Regions from separate parts of the Mus musculus genome. Here region 2 is linked to region 1. The links are chromatin loops, found by intact Hi-C in ENCODE. Cell type or tissue: heart. All regions are shown on one strand. Each heading gives the region's core, and the rest is flanking DNA. Links, peaks and the distances in the headings are about the cores only.

The links. Hi-C counts contacts between places; a loop is a spot of excess contacts. Peaks named below come from ENCODE experiments on the same cell type or tissue, not always from the same donor. Only the 100,000 strongest peaks of a DNase experiment are listed, where the experiment ranks them.
Region 2: it touches region 1 in a loop (3.0-fold over the local background); 9 of 42 quality-filtered maps call a loop at or near these places.

The regions. Positions count from the first base shown.
Region 1 is chr1:54,820,517-54,831,324 of GRCm38, forward strand. Ankrd44 (ankyrin repeat domain 44) reads right to left here. Exons shown (of 28, transcript NM_001081433.3): 2 at 8,096-8,179. Among named protein-coding and RNA genes, the nearest start is that of Ankrd44, 100 kb to the right of the region's middle. In heart, for the core only: no CTCF peak of the experiment used is centred there; DNase peaks (open chromatin) are centred at 5,795, 6,285 and 7,475; H3K27ac peaks cover 325 bases.
Region 2 is chr1:54,750,420-54,761,227 of GRCm38, forward strand. It overlaps Ankrd44 (ankyrin repeat domain 44), which reads right to left. Exons shown (of 28, transcript NM_001081433.3): 9 at 2,471-2,549. The region is part of intron 3 of 4930444A19Rik (a long non-coding RNA gene); the gene reads left to right. Among named protein-coding and RNA genes, the nearest start is that of 4930444A19Rik, 74 kb to the left of the region's middle. In heart, for the core only: a CTCF peak has its summit at 5,506; no DNase peak of the experiment used is centred there.

The DNA of each region.
Region 1 (10,808 bases), core at 1,575-9,574:
TGCACAGCACTGAAAATGGCTAAGGAGCTCATCCCCCTCACTAATGATGCCCTACATCATGGATGGAGCTGAGTTTGCCTGCAGCTTCTTTATTCCTGCAGCTTCTCATTTAGTCTAATTTGTAGTATCCAAGATGCTAGCTACTAGCACAACATCTCAGAGCTTCCACCCTCAGTCAAGTCAATTACTAAAAGGAGAGAAGAAGGTACAATGTATCTGTAAAGGAGAAGAAGGTACAATGTATCTGTAAAGGAGAAGAAGGTACAATGTATCTGTAAAGGAGAAGAAGGTACAATGTATCTGTAAAGGAGAAGAAGGTACAATGTATCTGTAAAGGAGAAGAAGGTACAATGTATCTGTAAAGGAGAAGAAGGTACAATGTATCTGTAAAGGAGAAGAAGGTACAATGTATCTGTAAAGGAGAAGAAGGTACAATGTATCTGTAAAGGAGAAGAAGGTACAATGTATCTGTAAAGGAGAAGAAGGTACAATGTATCTGTAAAGGAGAAGAAGGTACAATGTATCTGTAAAGGAGAAGAAGGTACAATGTATCTGTAAAGGAGAAGAAGGTACAATGTATCTGTAAAGGAGAAGAAGGTACAATGTATCTGTAAAGGAGAAGAAGGTACAATGTATCTGTAAAGGAGAAGAAGGTACAATGTATCTGTAAAGGAGAAGAAGGTACAATGTATCTGTAAAGGAGAAGAAGGTACAATGTATCTGTAAAGGAGAAGAAGGTACAATGTATCTGTAAAGGAGAAGAAGGTACAATGTATCTGTAAAGGAGAAGAAGGTACAATGTATCTGTAAAGGAGAAGAAGGTACAATGTATCTGTAAAGGAGAAGAAGGTACAATGTATCTGTAAAGGAGAAGAAGGTACAATGTATCTGTAAAGGAGAAGAAGGTACAATGTATCTGTAAAGGAGAAGAAGGTACAATGTATCTGTAAAGGAGAAGAAGGTACAATGTATCTGTAAAGGAGAAGAAGGTACAATGTATCTGTAAAGGAGAAGAAGGTACAATGTATCTGTAAAGGAGAAGAAGGTACAATGTATCTGTAAAGGAGAAGAAGGTACAATGTATCTGTAAAGGAGAAGAAGGTACAATGTATCTGTAAAGGAGAAGAAGGTACAATGTATCTGTAAAGGAGAAGATCCAGAAGCACGGGAAGCCGGGCTAGAGGCTATAGAATCTATATTCCAAGGTTTCGGGGAAGTCAACACGGGAAAATCAGGCCGAGAAAACGTTAACGAATGTAGGAATGTGGCAAAGTGATCATTCTGAATTCCTTGGGTAGAGACTAAATGATTTAGCCCACATAGAGTGTATTTAATTTTATTTTATATTTTATGTATTTAAGTATTTTGTCTGCATGTGTGGCTGTGCACCATGTATGCCCCTGGTACCAGCGGAAAGCAGAAGAGAGTATCAGATGCCTGTGGGAGTGGAGTTCAGACAGCTGTGAGCTGCCATGTGCATTCTGGAAATAGAACCTGGGTCCTCTGGAAGAACAGTCAGTGCTCTCAACTGCTGAGCCATCTCTCCAGGCTGCTCATGAGTGGAATTAAAAATGCATTCTATTTTCTAAAGAACTAGTAATCTGCCCTAACAGATACCCAGATAAATTACAAGCTCACTACTCTCATTTGTCTTGTTCTTTAAAAAGCCCATTCTTGTAAAATATCAGTTTCTTTTTCTCTCATTTGCATCTTGAGATTAACATTCCTCCACCACCTACATTATTTTCTGTAGTCAAAGTGGTAGCATGAATCATTTCTTCCCCTTTGCTTGCTATAAGTTCTTTGCTTTTAACTTAAGATGCATTCTATTACAGTCACATATGAGCCCCTCCTTTCACAGAACAGAGAAAGGAAGCAAAGTGCATGTGTACTTGGGTCAAACTTTGCTGCAAATGATAAATATTACATGAATGACGAAATTGGTTTTTGTATAAAATGAGTAAATTAAAATCAACAACTTGTGGACAACTCAACTGTTTGAGACTACTAATTAGTATGTATTGAGCATTAAATGATACTGAAGAATACTTGCTAATTTCATTTGCTATACTAATGTATAGCATGTATACACCATGTGCACATGCATATACATCTGTGTGTGCGTGCATAGGTTGCTGTTAGTGGTTCTTTTTAATGGGAAATAAGCACCTCACATTTGGTGTCACATAGGAGTCACAAATCTTCGAAGTGTAGTCTTTCACAGTTGGAAGACAAGGCTCTCTAAAGCTACTTCAGGCTGAGAAGGAAGTTACGACGATTTACATGCTGACTCAACCTACCAGTATCTCTAACACTAAAACAAGAAGACGAAACAGCGCCATGAAGTACTACTGCTGCTAAGAGCACAAGGCAGGGCTGGGGCTATCTGAGGCAGTAGCAGGCATTGTCTGTAGGAGCTCTGTCTAATGGCCTTCCAGGGTCTCATCTGTAAAGACACTCCTCTCCTCTTTAGACAGCCCTGTATACTGTCTCTTAGCTTTGGAGCTGAAATCTTCTTGCTGTAGCTTACAACCACCTGGCATAATGACAGCGTAGATCCAATTTAATGTGACGACAATGTTCACTTGAGCTGTGTGCAATGGTTTCCTGTCCTAAGTCTACAGCACAGGACCAATTTGTCTCTTTCCTAGTCTCTGTGTGGCACAGTAAGACCATCTTCATGGTGTAGGGTTGCTGTAAAGGGATCCTACTGAGTTCCAAGTCTGATTTTGGAGTTGCTAAAGACAGGAACTTTGAGGTTGTAAATTAAGATGCTGTTCTCTATCTACCTTCTGCTCAGTTTGATTATTACAATGGAAGATTCTATAATGTCCTTAGTGATCACCCATATCTGGGTCAGTTTACATAGATATCTTGGCATATACAACAGCTATCCCACATCTCTAGACTCTGATACACCACTCATGATAGAAGCAACAGAAGGATCCAGAGCGATCATCCTGCCATTTCACAGGTTCCTCAACTCAGTCTACACGACGTCAGCCTTCCAAACAGCTCATCCACTTTCCAGCTGCAACCTGGGGACACTCGCTCAGCCAGCTGCTTCCTCTGGTTCAGTGATCTGTCCTCTCTGGGAACTAAAACATAGGTGACAACAAGGTGACTCGACATCAGAAATAAGTGAGGCTGACTGATTCTCTCAGTGTGTTGCCAGGGCTGCTGGGTAACTGAACAGTGAGAATGAATGTGAGCACAACCATGTCATTGCACACACCATCTCTTGAACCTATGACACAGGCAGGCACAATTAACTGACTCAGAAAGAAGACTAAAGTGGTCAGGGACAAAGAGAGGACTGTGGGAGTTGAGAGAACTCCCTTTTCTGGGTCAGGAGGAGGTAATAAAGACATCAGAAGGAAGAATTAGGGTAACTTACTGGAGACATTAGTAGGGATAGAGGGGAGATAAGGCTGGAACATAGAGAAGTCAACACAGGAGGAGAAAAGCATAATTGGGCAACTCAATCTAGATGAAGTGTAGAGTCCATGAATAGTAAGCGGAGGCAATCAAGTTTGGAGAAGCACAGAGAGGCCAATCCAAACAGCATTGTTTTCTCTGCAATGATCAACTAACCAAAGGGTGGTGTGCAGCAAAGAACCCATGGCCCATCAAATGAAACGTAAATCAAGGTGAAAATGTCAGAGCTGAAAAATGAAAGCAATGAGGCATACTCCAAGAGTAAAGCACGTGTCCACAGCCTGATCCCAGCATAATGATTCATTGGGGTCAGCTAGGAAAGCAGAGGGTGAGAAGGAGAGGTGGCCGGTATCGCCTTCCAGGTCACTTCCTTCCTTGGCATACATATATCATCAGCTTCACCCGCTTCCTAAACTACTGAGCTCTAAGCACTGGGTGTCTTCCCTCCTCACACCCTTTGTTAACCTCACTTTCTCTCGACCTCTGCTTCTTAACCATTGGGTCATGAAAAAACTGGCAATCCTCACAAGTGTCTGAATGTGGAACGATCAAATTTCAGTTCAAAATCAAACACATAAGGAACCCCGGTGTTTCCATCCAGCTGGCCCATGCTGTTCCTCGGGACTTCACTGTGCCTTTGTGAACATAAGACATGCATGCAACACTGCGCACGCCATCGGGCCACACCCCAACAAGTCGTTCCTGCAATGCTCAGCTTCATTCAAGACTGCTGTATGTTGAAATCCGTGGTTTTACTGCACAAAGTTTTTGTTTGTTTAGAAATTTTGTGATTTAGTGGTGGAAAACAAAGAATTTTATTATTTCCCTACTATCATTCCTTAGCATGTATATATCAAATTAGTATTATCTTTGGGTCTCATTGTGTTGGAATATTTTATTTTAAAATTGTTCTTTAAGAGCATGGGAGATGGCTCAGGTGGTAAATATTACTTGCCTGATAAGCATGGGGACCCGAGTCCAGTCACCAGAACCCAGGAAAACGAGTGAGGTGTCCATACCTGCTCACAAACCCATGTACGCACACACAGAGGTACACACAAAACTGTTGCTTGAACTGATGGTTTGAATTTCGTAAGAAAAACTGTTCAATTTGGATAATAATGGCATTTCCAACAATTTTTTGAAAAGTCCTAAACATACACATGCCATTTTATTCCATGCATGTATTCACCACACTGACAATTATAAAAACTAAAAGACACGGAAGATACTCTACCCTGCAGCATCAAATATTCATCCAAGATTCGATCCTTTATGTAAAAATTTTAAAGTCCATCAAGAGGCTGGATAGATGCCTTAGAGGTTAAAGCATTCACTGCTCTTGCAGAGGGCCCATGGTCCATTCCTAGCAGCCACCTTGATTGACTGACACACAGTCAGCTGCAGATGTAGCTACGAAGAACCCAATGCCTCTGTGGGCACACACCTGCACACACATGTACCTACCCACACAGACACACACATATCTAATGCAAAATTGAAACGTTTTAGAAGTATATCGATCTCATTAATATACAAATTGGCCTTAATCTTTAATAAGCAATAAAAGTAAATGTATACCAAAAAGGAGTTGTTTTAAAAGAAATTTATTGCCAATAAATGTTTGGTTTTTATCAAACCTATTTTATATGCCTTTATACCCAAGGTTACATAAAAAAAATGTCTTGCACAGAGTGTGTGTCACGTGGAAAATGATTAAGGAGCCTTGCTCCAAATGACCTACATTGGCAGTGAGAGATTGGTTCAACACAGCCTACAGGCCTGTGAGAGTGGGATTCAAGATCTCCTTTACACACATGGCAGGGGGAGTCGGGGAGGAAGGGAGTCTTGGGAGCTGTGGGTGGAACAAAAAGAGCAATGAGCCTCCAAAATGTGAAAGATCCCACTGAGTACCTCGGGCCTGGTCTCTCTACTGATATACTCAGTCATCAGCAACTTCAAGTCCTCCTTCGCTGCCTTTTCTGCTGCATATCCCCTGCAGATACAGGGTGACTCCTCCCTTCACCTCCCTTAGCCTCCCGTGCTTATTATCACAGTTCAGACCCTGCAGACTGGCCTCCAGCAAACCCTGGAAAGTGACTTCTCATTTCTTGATTTCACTTTGTGAGCTCCACAGTGGAGCCCACTGTCTTGCCACTGCTGTGTCTCTCATGCTTAGCACAGAGTTGCGACACAGTAAATAACTGAAGTGTGAAAAAGATGGCCAAAACACAACTTAGTGGAATCACTTTAACTCCCTGGAAGCTTGTAAGATCAAAGTTGATTGTGCTGACTTTTCAGGGGCGCAGTAGCACAGTGATAGCCCCTCCCCCAGAGTTAGGTGTGGCTATATGACAGGTCACCAAAATGGAGGATGAGCAGAAGGGATATACACACTCCACACTGACCCAGGAAAACCTTCCCATGCTTCCCCTCTAGGTTTATTGTTCTTTCTTCAGCCAGACTGAAGATGACCCTCACAGTGACCTTAGAAAACCTCACATTCATACCTCAGACCCCACGTAAAAAGGGGACACTCTTCCCATGTGTTGCTGAGAGAACTAAGCTCCGGATTTCAAACATTCATTAGTCATCTATGTGTTACAGAGCTAAGCCTAGGTAGCCAATCAGCAACGGGTTGTTACTTTTCCAAAAAGAAAGAAAGGTCATTCAAAGGTCAGTACAATTTCCCGAGATGTAGATGATTAAAAGTTCTGTTTGTTTGTAACTATTAGGAAAAGATAGTAACCTTGCCTTAGGCTTGCCAGGGCTTGGCCCACAGCCACCAAATAGTCTAGGCAAATTCCTGTGATGTCAAAGCTCTTGACAGTGAACTTGCTTCATAGCCTCCACCCCACAGGTCCTGGACCAGTGCCCAGCTGCCTCTGCAAGGCCTCTGTCCCTGACTTCATCCTGGCTTACCTTGCAAAAACACATCTCAAAACATTGCCCTGTTGTTCTTACTGCCAGCTGAGGAGAAGCTGCCAAAAGGCTTTTGAGAAAGCCACACCAATCTGGACAGCCTCAGACAAAGGCTGCTCCAAAGGACCTGTCTTGGAAGGGAGCCGCCCGCCAGCAGACCTGAGAGAGATACCTCCTCAAAGGCAGGTTATCACCCCAGGGAAAAGATCTGCTTACACTGAAGATGGACGACTCGCCCTGTCTTTTCTACTGAACACTAAACTGTAAAGAGGACTCTTCTCCCTAAGGGACCTGAGGACTTTGATAATCAGATTGTGTTAAGTGAATTAGCAGCACACCCTGCACCTAATCGCTTGTTCAGCCTGACTCTAAGAAACTATCAAAAGGGTCACTTCTTGGCCAATGCTTGTGCCCTTTGGTGCAAGTGACTGATCTGTTTGGAAATGTCCCAGATACAGTCTATGTGTAGATCTTTTGATAGATGTGCCATAGGTCCTTTTAGGAATTCAGTGAAATACCTTGACCCTTTTCTCAGCAAAATATGCAAGATGCTGAAGCACACACAAGGTTTCAACAACTTCAAAGAGCACGGGAGTAAGAGCTGCAGAGAGTTCAATGGTTCATCCCAGGGTCATGGACTCCCTAGGGCAAGAACCAGCAGACTTTTCCTACAAAGGGCAGGGTTTGAGTGGCCCTGGCTCAGTCCAGACCCCGGGCTCAGCAAGGCAGTGTGAGAGCAGCAGAGACAATGTGTGCAAGATGGACAGCCACACTCCAACAAAACTGCCGCTGGACACTTGTTTCAACTTCCTAGCAACCATGCATGTCTAAAAATGCTATTCTCCTCATCTTTCTTCAATCACTGGGAAAAAAACAAAAAGTTTTCATATCTGGTGGTCCACAGGCCCAGGTTGCCAAATTTCACCAGAGCCAAGGTACATTACATCAAGAAAGAAAAATGGTATAGCTTCACTATCATTGCCTTCTTAATAGGGGCCGGCATCCTTCCTTTGTGGATATACAGAGCAAACCACGGGAGTAGTGGCAGTCGGTGTGACACTGTCACCAGGAGACATCACAGCTATGCAAGAGGTAGTGGCAGGTCATTCAAAACGCAATGCTCGCTGCCAGATGCGTCGCTGTATCTTAATGGGTCATAGACAGGATATAAAGTAGGGGTTTCCCCCTTCTGGTTTCAACTCATAGTTTCTGCTTTTCCTGTGATGAATGAGTGTGATTGACAGGGAAAGCATAAGACCCTAAATGAAACTCCATGGCCTCAAGACGGTCACTGCAACTGTATAAACACTCACTGAGATAGAGTTTGGGGCCTTGAAACACTGTGTGATGTTTTAATTTATGAGTTGATTAGAATAAGGTCAATTTTGATAAGCATACAGATTACTGCATCCTAAATTTGATTTTTTTTTCTCTGTTTTGCAGTGTTGGGGGGTCTAACACAGGCCTTTTGCGTGCTAGGTAAGCACTCTCCCCTGGAGTGACATCTTCAGTCCCTTGATCTTTAAATTTTTTTTACAACTATATTTCAACATAATTGATTTAGTCTAACCCTAGAGTTTCACTCCATGGGTTTTGTTTTTTTTTTTTTTGAAACAATAGTCTAAAAAGCAGCCCTGAGCTCTCACAATTTTCTACAGGGGTTCACAGCACAGAAAATGTCAAGAGGCCTTGCTTGCCCCACAGGAGGACCCATACAACAACCACAGTCTCTCACCAGTGCGTTTACGTCTTCAGTCTTATGGATGAGCATGCGAATCTCCTCTGGGTCGCCACTGAAGATTGCCTGGACCAGTGGTGGCTGCAAAACCAAGAAACTGAGTATTAGGACTATAACTAATATACATACCTGCGTTTGCATGCAGACAGCAACAAGGATATTTGTTCCCTCTAAGTTTATTAAGAATTATCAATGAGCAGGCAGAAATAAATAAGACTCCACCTACACGCACAAAGTATCTGAGACCTTAAAGACCTTGTCAAGAATATGACCAAACACAGGTCTCTATATTCAGACCCTATTAAGGACTAACCCTTGTCACTGCCAATTCAGATGTTGAAGTCACTGAAGACTATGCCTTTGCGGGCTGTTGGAAGGTTCTAGCAGAGGATCACAGATGCTCTGTACCTTGACAAAAGACTGGTCCTCTACTCAGGGAAGGGCATCTTCTTTCAAACAAATGTACAGCTATGGGAGGGATAGAGATTGCCCTCACATCCAAGACAAGCCCTTTGTGGAGGATATTATGACCTAAACACTTGTGGATCAATCTTCAAAACACCTTGCAGTTGTTCCCAAATACTTCCATAGCTTTAGCCAGTGGGCACTGGCTGTCTTACAATGATTATATAACTACTAGTTTAAAATAAGATATAACAAGGGCTAGAGAATGGGGGTTTGGAAGAGCAGAGAAGAATCCATTATATAGAAGAAGGAACTATAAAGTGTGACCCAACTGCAAGGACAGTGAGCTCTGTGGGATAAGAGGAAGGAAGGCACCTCAATGACCGAGTGTGGGTTTCTAGATGGAGACAGAAGGGCAGCCCATCCTAAAGAGAAGGTATGCACGGAGTGGATGTGCAGAGAACCTGCCAGAAACCATCACTGGGGTGAGTGATAACTGTGGGAACGTGCTGGGTTCAGGGGCTGACGCTTGACTTGCCCCACATGGTAAAAGATCTTCTTCACAGCCAACTCCACCATTTTCACTTCCCTGATGGAATCTGAGTCTAAGCATGGCCATCGCTGGCCACGCCCCTCATAAGATGGTGATTAATAGGGCCAAATGGCATAGTGAGAAATTTTTATGTGACCATTCAACTCTACTCAAATAATGTTTTCATTAAAAAAATGGTTAATGCTATCAATATGGAATATTTGGCCTCTTTTCCCCCTAAATTTCAAATCTTGGCAACTACATATATGTATTTGCTTACAACTTCTGTAAATGTCTTAGTCCTAACAGACAGCTGGATGATGGCAGTGCCCCAAGTTTGACTCAGCATAAGAATCATCCGAGCTGCTTATTCACATAAGATCCCTACGTCTCTTTCCTGAGAATCCTGATTACGTTTATCTAGAGAATGGGACTGTGAGTGTGGAATCGAATAAGTCAACACCTAACTCTTTGGAGCTAGAAGCAAACACTAACCTCAAGTGGCTCTACAAAGAGATCCTCCCCATGCCTGCTAACCAAGTCCCCAGCAGAACCACGCCAATCTTTTCACACTGTTCTGTCTGCTGAGCTTTTAGCAAAATGGTGTTGGGTGAGTTTCTGCCTAAATGAACCTTGGTGGAGAAAAAAAAAAAAAAACCAACAGCCATAAGGCAACATGTAGAGACAGAGTCAGAGTCTGGCAGACTGTAGTGTTAAATCAACAGAGGAACAGAGGTCGTATGACAGCTGACAGACTCAGAGTCTGAGGTGTGAGGCCAGCCCAGGCATCACCGAGCCAATGGTCAGTCACTGAACAAGAACACAGTGATCCGCACAGGGCCTCTCTCATGAGCACAAGGAATGCAGACACTCTGTAGGACGCATTAAGTCCTCAGTCTCCTCAGGCGAGGCAAACCTCCCAAGCAATGGCTGGAATGTCCCCAAGGAGAGGCTCCCTGACACAGCTGCCAGGGAAGGGTGCCAGAGTGGTTTCTAAGCACATGGAGGTGTATCTAGCTTCCCAAAGGCCCCGGGCCTAGCTCTGCTCAGAGCTGCTTCCCATACCACATGGTCAGACGCAGATTCCCTGGCTTCCATGGGAGGAAGCTGAACTTTTGAGTGTCTTCCGATGCTACCATCACATATATATGCATCCACACACCCACGACCGTACATACATGCACTGTGCACATCCTCATCTATGCTTTGACATGTATGCATAGAGACACGTGTTAAATCACTTATAGATACCTCCCACTCCCTGTAAACACGCCTGTTCTCCACAGCCCATGCCAGACAGACCTGTCTTCTCCATTATGCTGTCTAGCTGTCCCCACTGTCTTCACACCTGTGAACCCAAGTGTAACCGGCTCCAGAGCAGAACTTCACAAACAGACACTTTGCTTGCATAAAGACTGTGCCGGGGCCTAGCAAACACAGAAGTGGATGCTCACAGTCAGCTAATGGATGGATCACAGGGCTCCCAATGGAGGAGCTAGAGAAAGAACCCAAGGAGCTAAAGGGATCTGCAACCCTATAGGTGGAACAACATTATGAACTAACCAGTACCCTGGAGCTCTTGACTCTAGCTGCATATGTATCAAAAGATGGCCTAGTCGGCCATCACTGGAAAGAGAGGCCCATTGGACACGCAAACTTTGTATGCCCCAGTACAGGGGAACGCCAGGGCCAAAAAGGGGGAGTGGGTGGGTAGGGGAGTGGGGGTGGGTGGGTATGGGGGACTTTTGGTATAGCATTGGAAATGTAAATGAG
Region 2 (10,808 bases), core at 906-8,905, 71 kb before region 1:
ACTCTCTCAAATGCAGGCAACTCTTACACTGCATCAAATTCAAGTTTAAGAGAAAATCTTCAACCATCACTGTCCTTCTGGGGAGATATATATGCATACAGATAGTGGCGGAGAAGCGGCTCTCTAACGCTAGACTATGTTCCAACTCCTGACCCCACATGCTGCTCAGAAAACCCACCACCTCTGACTGCCTCACTGTGAAGTTGATGATAGCACCCCCTTCCTCCTGGTATTGTGAGGAGGAAATAGATGGGATATATGGCAAAGAGCCTGGCACAGCATGAACATTTAACCAACATTAGCTTTATCATTACATGTGCCAACCTCTGTATTACAGTCACCGTATGTCATCAGTTCAGGTCTGAGGATCCTAGCCCACTTATAAGCCAGATACCAGCTAATCAATGGTGGGATAAACTTTAAGACTCTCAGCTCTTGTTCTAACCTTAAAGTATAGCAAACTCCAAGTCTGACTGATGGAGAAGTCAAGGCAGCCTCCAAGAGTGATATAAGCACATTAGGATGGGAGAGGGAGGCTGCGCCAAACTCTGAAATGGAGGAGATGCAGGTGTGGTCTGGCAGATGGATACACTAGTTAAAAAGGCAGCTCATATATTTGTTTTTTAAAGTGTTCTTGGGGCTAAAGACCTGGCTCAGTAGCTAAGAATACCATTGTTCTTGCAGAAGACAGAGTTTATTTCCTAGCATCCCTATGTATGCACACAACAGCCTGTCACTCCAATCCCAAGAAATATGACACCCTCTTATGGTCTTGGCAAACATGGTTGTAATGTCTTCTGCACTACTGTGGCTTTTGCTTCCCGAGGAGCATCGTCGGTGCCTGCTTCTCTATATAGATGCACATGCTGTTTGTTTGTTTGTTTGTTTGTTTTTGGTGCCTAAGTTAAACTCAGTGCCACTAACTTTCCCTATTGCCCAAAATTCTTATAGTTACAAAACAGAGAAATCCAAGAAGAGTCACTCACATTAGAATTTAAAGTTTGAGTCTGCTAAACACAGTTTAGGCATTACCAAATTGACCAGGAATGTCCTCTTAAATGCATGATGCAAACCTGTGTTTTGCTGGTTTTGCTTTCAAGTTGTCTCTTCAGCTTGCTCAGATCATAGAAGCTGTGCTGTCAGAGTTAACCCATTCACAGATGTCAACCATGGCCCTCGGGGTGACATAAGCTGTGACATGGAATGAGACTACAGGGACTTTGGTGTCCGAGATAGTCTGGTGATGTTCAAAGAACACTTGGGTTGAGAGCCTGGAAAATTACTGTTTCATGGTCTCTCTCTCTCTCTGTCTCTCTGTCTCTCTGTCTCTCTGTCTCTCTCTCTGTCTCTCTCTCTGTCTCTCTCTCTGTCTCTCTCTCTGTCTCTCTCTCTGTCTCTCTCTCTCTCTGTCTCTGTCTCTCTCTCTGTCTCTCTCTCTCTGTCTCTCTCTCTCTCTCTCTCTCTCTCTCTCTCTCTCTCTTTCTCTCTTGCCTGGGATTTCATCACAGACTTACCTGCTTAAACCTTGAGTCACCCACCCTACTTTTTTCTACTTTTGTCTGAGTAGTTTAATGAGCTCAAACTTGGGGAACTTTACTGGGTCAACAATCTAAAATAACCCAGATCGGCTGATTGAAAATGCAAGCAATGAATGCTTAGCATCATTAAAAGTGAAACACCTCAGAATCTAAAACATGTCCATATACAATCACCAAACCCAGACACTTTTGTGGATGCCAACAAGAGCTTGCTGACAGAAGCCTGATATAGCTGTCTCCTGAGAGGCTCTGCCAGTGCCTGACAAATACGGAAGTGGATGCTCACAGCCATCCATTGGACAGAGCACAGAGTCCCCAATAAAGGAGCTAGAGAAAGTACCCAAAGAGCTTAAGGGGTTTACAGCCCCATAGGAGGAACAACAATATGAACTAACCCCCAGAGCTCCCTGGGACTAAACCACCAATCAAAGAAAACACATGGAGGGATTCGAGGCTCTAGCTGCATATGTAGCAGAGGATGGCCTAGTCGGTCATCAATGGGAGGAGAGGCCCTTGGTCCTGTGAAGGTTCTATGCACCAGTGTAGGAGAATGCCAAGGCCAGGAAGTGGAAGTGGGTGGGTTGGTGAGCAGGGGGACAGGGGAGGACATAGGGGAAACTAGGAATGGGGAGAACATTTGAAATGTAAATAAATATCTAATTAAAAAACCAAACCTGTCCATCTCTCCCAAGAGCCAAGTGTGTGTTTTCACCTGTCTGAGGATTGACTACATTATTCTATGTTCTCCCCACGAGTGGGGGAAACTGAGGATATGGGTACAGTGAGCATCCAGCAGCCTGCAAAGCCTCATGGAAACCCACGCTTGCTAAAGCCCAAACACAGCATCGATTTTTATGCAGCTGCTTAAAACCAATGCAATCAGTCTGAAAAACTGTTCAAAACTTGAAGCACCACCAAGGCAAGCCTCCTACCATTCTGGATGAGGGTTTGTGACCGCGTGAACCGTCCATGGACAGCTGTCATGTGCAGAGGACTTTTGCCATCCTTACTCTGCAAAATAAGAAAGGAGAAAGGAAGCTGTGAGCCATATCATAGATCTGAATCATCACCGTGAAAGCCGCTCGCAACGTCCTGGGAACATCAATTTCAGTTGTGTTTTAAAAGTGTGTTCGACAAAGAAGAGATTAAGTGTGAAATAATGAGAGTCTAAGAGGAACAGGGCAACTGTTTCCCAGACCCGCGAGAGGGCTGATTTGCTCAGGGCTCACAGCAGCTCCTGCTGCTTCCTCAACACCTATGCAGCAGGCTGTGGAGTTACTGATCACCGATGGCTGCTAATAGAAGAGCAGTCTGTTGCATTTAGGGCTGGGGTCCCTAGTAGGCCTAACCTGCTCCAGTGAATGACCCCACATCCATGCATACACGGTGGGGATAGTTGATCTATGGAGGGAACAGTTAGATTTCATCAAAATACACTGTATACATGTATGAGATTCTCAAAAAATAAAAATATTATATAAAAGATGCAACATACAAGACTTCTCCAGTTACTGTATAACATCATAACATTAACATTTGATTATTACTATTTGTGTGCGTGTGTGTGTGTGTGTGCTCGCACACACACATGTGCAATGGTGGGAAGCAGGGGGACAGGGATCGTGTACATGTGGAAGCCAGAAGATAGCTTTGCAGAATCCTTTATCCCCTTCCAGCTCTCTGAGGGTTCCAGGGATCAAACTCAGGTAACAGGCTCACCTTTACCCTTACCTGCTGAAAAAAAAAAAATATATATATATATATATATACATATTTAACAGCACATCTTTAAAAAATCTTAGAGAAGTGATCATCCCAAATGTTCTCTTCTCCCTTGTTATCAAATTGACAAAGGACATTTCCTGAGGTGTTTGTCTCAGTGTCTAGAAAGGTAAGCAATTGTGAACTTGCATGGGCCTGTTTGACCTACTGCTGGCTAAATTGATGCAACTCTCAAGGGGAAACCCTAACCATTCCCTGCATTTTATTGGTAGTTAGTAAATGTGGGTTGAATTTACTTATGTCTTACTCATGACAGAAAAATTGGGAAATTTCCTAAAACAGACGAAGACAAAACATAGACAATGTACAGAACTTACCTACTGACCGTTAGACCAGACTCCCACAGTTAATTAAGAGATGAAAGTGCATCTGAAAGAACCTGGCTGATTCTGGAACAAAAGAATGTCCAGAGGAGCAGGTGTACAGACATTCCCTCAACTACAACAGCTCCTCTATATGGCATTCCTGAGCTTGGGATCGTGTGGAGCTATTCATATTCAGTAGAAACTGTGCCTTGACGCTTCAAAGTAGCTCCTTTTCTGGGCTACAATATGCAGTATGAAACCCTGGAGGTATGGTGGGAGGACAGCAGCGTGCAGGTCAGCGGTGTGCAGGTGAGCAGTGTGCAGGTGAGCAGCGTGCAGGTGAGCAGCGTGCAGGTGAGCAGCGTGCAGGTGAGCAGCGTGCAGGTGAGCAGCGTGCAGGTGAGCAGCGTGCAGGTGAGCCGTGTGCAGGTGAGCAGCGTGCAGGTGAGCAGTGTGCAGGTGAGCAGCAGCGTGCAGGTGAGCAGCGTGCAGGTGAGCAGCGTGCAGGTGAGCAGCGTCCAGGTGAGCAGCGTGCAGGTGAGCAGCAGCGTGCAGGTGAGCAGCAGCGTGCAGGTGAGCAGCAGCGTGCAGGTGAGCAGCAGACATGCTGCAGTGGACTGCTGCCTAGTGATGCTCAGTGTGGGGAGAAAACTTGTTAAAGGCATTTTAAACTTCTGATAGGTTTAAACTTATGATGAAAAGTTCCTCTATCTTAAGCGTTTAAGCGTTGCTTTTTAACTTTATTACATTTTACTTAATGTATGTAATGTATATGTGTGTGGATGCATATGCCACCATGTACATATGGAAGTCAGAGTGTAACTTGAGCAAGCCAGTTCTTATCTTCTATCGTGTGGTATCCAAAGTTCTAACTCGGGTCAACAAGCTTAGTGGCGGGAGCCTTTCTTCACTTGTTGAGCCAGCTTACTGTCCTCAGGAATTGTTTTAGATGGTTGTTACTGTTAGTTCCTAAATATCTGTAGAAAACCTTTTTTCAAATTCAGGTTAAAATATAAAGTGACACACATGAGTACTCCATCTTGTGATAAAATCTAAACATCTAGGCTTTAAAGTGGTTTTTAAAGTCCCCAATTGAAAGCAAATAATTGTTAAATAAGTATCTCTTAGAGGAGATCCACCCCTACCCAGGGCTCTAATTTGTGACATGAATTCTGTGCACTAACTCATACCTACTGAGTCTCAGCATCCCCATCATCTCCTCAAGCTTGCACAGTACAACTGTACCGTTAAGAGCCGTGGCTAAGAACCATGCTTTAGACTATGGGTGGTGGTGTGCTGGTTGCTGTTGTTTTGCTGTTTATTTCATTTATTTATTTGCTTTTTAGCTTTATTATATCCTATAAGTATTCCTTTGAAAAAAGGACTGTAGCTACACAAAGTCTCTGCCAACAAAAGATTCGATCACAGTGATAACTACAACCCAATTGAAGAAACAAACAATAAAGTTAAAATTTTTCTCTGGTATATGGGAGGGAAGATATTAGGACCCATATAATATTAATAGAGTCTGAATCAGCAAATATTGAAAAAGGGTAGAAGTAAGACTGACACCTTTTAAAGGAAAAGCCAGTGGGAGAAGAATATTTGTCTACAGTGCTGACCTTGGCACACTCATAGACATTTCAAAAGCCACATAATTCCAGAGTCTGGTCTGGAGTGGAGACAGTTCCAATAACTCTAATACCTGGGGACCACTCTGGAGAAATGAATACACACACACACACACACACACACACACACACACACACACACACACACACACACCAAGTAAGAGGGACAGGGACTATAGTCCAAGACTCATGGACAGTGAAGGTGGGACTTCAGAGTTAACACTGACTTGTCCGTAGGTGGTGCTGTTTCTTTAAATTTTGCTTCAGTATTAGCGCTTAGATTTAATATAAAACTGAAGTAATTATGATTTAATTAAATGTATATAAAGCTATGAATACTTCATGTTTAGGAAATATCTTGATAAATATTGAAGCAGGCACTTTCCCATGCTTGGAAAAGAGTTTGAAGTCTCTACTGAGGATTCCTCAGTTGGTAGCTGTATATAGTGCAGCTGCGAGCCAGGGCAGGCGCAGGCAATTACTAGCATATAGATTGCAAAGTCAGTCCTGAGTGGAAGACAGCAACCACCACGCTCTACCCAATGGGAGTGTCTGGGCTTTTGGTATAGGGACAGAGAAGCAGGAATGACCACAGCTGATACAATGCAGAGCTGGGCTGCCTGGTGCCGATGGCGCTCATCTCAGATCTATCCCTGCAGACTTGGCTTTGTTCGCCTACTCAGGGGTCTGGGTCATAACCAACTGTCCTCGGCTTCATGGCTGCCATTTGGAGGCCGCTGTGCTTACATGGTACGGATGTAGGGAGTATTCATTCTTTCAAAAAAATAAAAAATAAAAACCTGACAACCAAGGACATTCAAAAGGCAGTCAATGTTCCTTCTTAAGTCTTTAACATTTAGAACTCAGTATTCAAGCTGAAAGTAGAAACCCTGCTACATTTCCCTTTCTGCCTCTTCAGCCTGGGACCTGTGGTTGCTACTGTCCCCAGTACTTTGGACCAGGGCAATACTGCCTGTGTACCCGGGACAATTGTGCTCAATCCTTCTATTTGTTCAAGGCTTTGCTTTTATGGAAAAGAAATACTTTTATTAATTCCTAATATCCCTCCAATTTCTTGTGTATATTATTCCCATCAGATTTAAGACATTGGATTTTGTATTTTGAGACTTCACTTGATTAAACAAGAACCCCTTTTGTTAAGTATGGTCAAGTCCTGAGCCGTAAGAGGAAATTAGCAAGAATTATGATAACTGTGTGACAAATACTAGTACTTCATGTAGAGTAGAACCCAACACGTTCTTGAACTAAATAGAATATATAAGTTGTCTTGCCCATCACGTTCCTTGGGAGCCCATTCAGCCTTTCTTCTATACATAATGCATTCTGGGTTCATTCTCACACATCCCAAGCTTCCTCCCTCAATGGCACTGCGACTCTCTGGAGACACGACATGCTCTGTGGCATGTGGCATCCTAGAGTCACAGGAGTCAGTGCCCCATCTCAAGACAATAAGGTTGCTATGGGATCACACTAAGTCAGGATAGGGGCGTCATTATGTGAACTCAGTTACCCACGAGTGAATCCTAAGTCAGTAGGAGAGTATCTGAAAGCTGACTGGGAAAAGCCACGTGTAGTTCAGCTTGTTCTGTTTTTAACGATTCAAATACAAAATATGACACGTGTGGACTCAAATGTTCACTTTTTCTTTCCTTCCTTCCTTTCTTTACTTCCTCTCCCAAACTCCAAGGCTATGCTTCTTCTGCCGCTTCCTTCTGCCTGTTCCAGTTTGTGATAAATTCCATTTTACAAATTAGCCCCAGAACATACAGATAAGAGAACTGACACACTCAGCAGATATATGGCAGGATCCAGTCTCCTAGCTATAAATGTTCCAAAGGTCCACAGGCAGCAAGTGAACCAGACTAAATGTTAGTGACCAGGAATTGAGCAATGTGGCTGCAGCTATCTGAGATGTTTTCTATCTTTTCCACTGTGGCTTTGTATATAGTACATTCTTGAAGTCTGACTGTTGGGGGAGAGAAGCATTGAGATACTATAGAACTTATAATCTGTAATAGAGAAGAAAAATTACACATTTTTTCTTAATTGCAAATTACAAGGGAATCTTCAATAGAGTTTTATATAAAACAACATGCCTTTATTATTTTACCGAGGTTCAATAGTGAAAGGCCAAAGCTTAGGGAGATGAGATGAAGCTAGTGGAACAGGGACTGTGCCGTGCACATGGAACATACACCGTCTCCCTTTTCCACCACTCTACCGCTCATAAAGACGTCACTCAGGGTTCCATAAGTGTGGCGGAAACCCAAGTGAACACTGATGGGTGCTGGCTGCATTTCAATATGCTGTTTCTCTTAAACTTGAAAAAAAATCTTAAAAAAAAAAACCCAAACTGTCTAATAATATCCACATGCATTTTCAAAATCTAAAAGCAACATAGTACAACTTTAACTAGAAATCTACATACTGACAGGAAGACTATATTTAAGGGAAGGTGGTGGGCTCATTTAGAATGTACACTGAACCTTAAAGGAGGATCTGATGGTCACACACTCAGACCAGATAGACAGGAGATAAAGAGAGGCTGGGAAAGGTTAGATGTGCATTCAAAACCCCTCTACAGAAAGTAGATACAGTTAAACCCATCTATGGTTTTTAAGATGCCATTTCTTGCATCCTATTTATGATTAATGATCTATAAGAAAAATTAAGCATCAATGCTAAGTATATATTATTTATTCTAATGTATATGTACATGTGTGCCTAAGTGCATATATGTGCACTATATGTGTGTGTGCAGGTACCTACAGATACCAGAAGATGACATTAGAAACTCTGAAACTGGAGTCATAGGTGGCTTTAAACCCCCTGGATTTAGTTACTGGGAATCAAAACCAAGTCCTTTGTAGGAGTGTCAAGAACTATTGACTGCTGAGCCATTTCTCCAGCCCCTCTGGTCTATGGTAAAGGAGATAAGCTGACCATGTAACAAGTCCATTATCTGATTTGAACTGAGTACTGGGTAGCCAACTGGAAGAAGCAGGCAGGCATGGCAGGAGGCGGCATATCTGGGCATCAGACACAGCAAGAGCACTAAGATGCATTTTGCAAGGTATGGGGAATATCAGACAACCTGTGAGTTAACGAAGTGGAGGGTCACAAAGATGATGCCTTTATCCAATGCCCATCCTCCACCTTAGTCTGAAAGAACCCACAGATGCCCACAGGCCCGTTGTGAGCTTGTTTCTCCCCATGACTACCAGACTCTGTAAATTCTACCCCACACAAAAACTCTTTGTCACTTTGGTTTGTGTCTCCTTGGTCTCTCCCTTGCTTTAAGGCCTTCTCACCTCTCCCTGAGACCCTGCACGGGCTCCGTATATAGAATGTGGAGCTCTGAAACACTCTTCACTGGTTCTATTTTTCCCTTTCTGCATCCCTCAGACCTTCGTGAAGATATCACACTCCCTTCAGTTCTTTCTTCCCTTTCCTATCTCTTTCTCATCCTTGCTCTGTATCTTCCTTCTCCCAACCCTAAGGGTCAAGAGCTCCTTCAGACTTCCCTCAGCTTCTCCAGTCATGCTGTTATATACTCTCTCCGCAGATGACAACGGCCCCTTCCTGTCATCTTTATGTGACTGAAGCAACCTAAGTCCTATTTTTTCATATCCTTTACTGTTCTATGCTATAACATGACATTTTCCACTACTGTGTCCTCAACCTGGCTCAACATGAGGTTCTCAAAATTTAAATGCAGAACCTGTGAGATGATGGTTCAGTGGGTAAGGAAGGGTGCTCACTTCCAAGCCAGGGTACTCAAGTTCAATTCCCATAACCCACCTAATACAAGAAGAGAACTAACTCCTGCAGATTGTCCTCTGACCTCCACATGGGCGTGTGCTATGGCATAAACACTGTACCCACACACAAAATAAAAAGAGTCAGCTTGCTTCCTATGCCTACCCTTGCTCCTGGCATCCTCTCGGAGAATGTGAACAATATCAAGTGCTTACTGTATGATAGCTCTGAGCTGTACAATTAGATATGACAACTATGCTTAATCTCCACAACATGCCCATGAAGAAGATGCTATTATTTCCCTTATTTTACAAAGCACAGATAGGTTACATTTTATTAATGCAGTCTAGCCCCAGAACAAAACATGTGTGCATTCTATAGTGTCATGCCCCTTCCAAGATTCCATTCCTCATCTTCAGGTCCTACCCCTTGTCTTGCCAACCTTTGATGATTCTCCCTCTGCAAGACTTCTCCCCTTGAGTGGTCCTTTCCATTCTTCAGTGGCCCCTCCCACTCCTCATGGGCCCCTCCCACTCCTCATGGACTCCTCCTGTTCCTCATTGGCTCCTCTCATTCCTCATGGGCTGTCCCATTCCTCATGGACTCTTCCCATTCCCCATGAACTCCTCCCATTCCTCATTGGCTCCTCCCATTCCTCATTGGCTCCTCACATTCCTCATTGGCCCCTCCCATTCCTCATCCTCATGACTCATTACCTACTCCAATTTCACTAACTTTCAGTTATTTTAAAGCCATCCCATTTATAGGTCAGATGCAGCTATGGTTTTTTTCCCCCTCAGAATAAAAAAAAAATGCTTTCTTTTGAATTTAAAAACAACATGGCCACTTATCAAAATCAGAGAGTTTTTCCAAAATACAAAAAGAAAACTAAAATCCCAAATCAGAATTTTGTCTCTGCAGGTGATAACTGATATTACTCCAGGTAGTTTATGGCCTTTCTGTGCATACACACAGACACATGCAGTAAAGCTGGGGATGGTGTCTCCACCTAGAATCCAGATTCAAACCAGCAAGAAGAAAGGCATGTCCATGACAGTCTAGGCTATAAAGTGAATCTTGTCTCAAAAACAAACAAACAATAAAAAGGAGATTGCATATATTTACTTTACTCTGATAACACGAGGTCTAGGCATTAATATTCTTTATGTTTGTCAACCTTAAAGTATTAACCTGCATTTTTAAATCACTGATGATACAGAATACTTTTTCATGGGCTTCATGGGTATTACAAATTTTCTCTTGTGCTCCATATTTGCCTAAATTTTCTAGTAGCCTACCATATTTCTTCTTATCATGAACTCTTTATATATTAAGCATATTAAATATATTGTCATGTATACTGCATGGAAATTTCCATGAGCCATTCTGCTCTATTTTGTTTGTTAAGAGCTTGTATTTTTTTCCATTTTTGGTTTTATTTTATTTTATCATTTAAGAGTTTGAAACATTCATACACTTGCATATTTTCTGGGCCTCCATGTTCTGCAGTTAGATTGCTGTTTCTAATTGTTCTACAACGGTCAGAGTTCCCACAGTCTATGGAAGCCCAAGATCCTGGCTGTGGCATGAGCCTCTTGCTTTAGTTTCTCATATGTTCACTGTGTGTGGGTTCCTTTGCCAACTTATGCTCTATTCAACTAATAAAGTGTTATTCTGATCAGTTGTCTCACATTTCTTCACTGTGGGAGACTATAAGAAAAAATATAAAAATATTTAACAGTAAACAGAGGTTATAAAATATCTTGAAATTA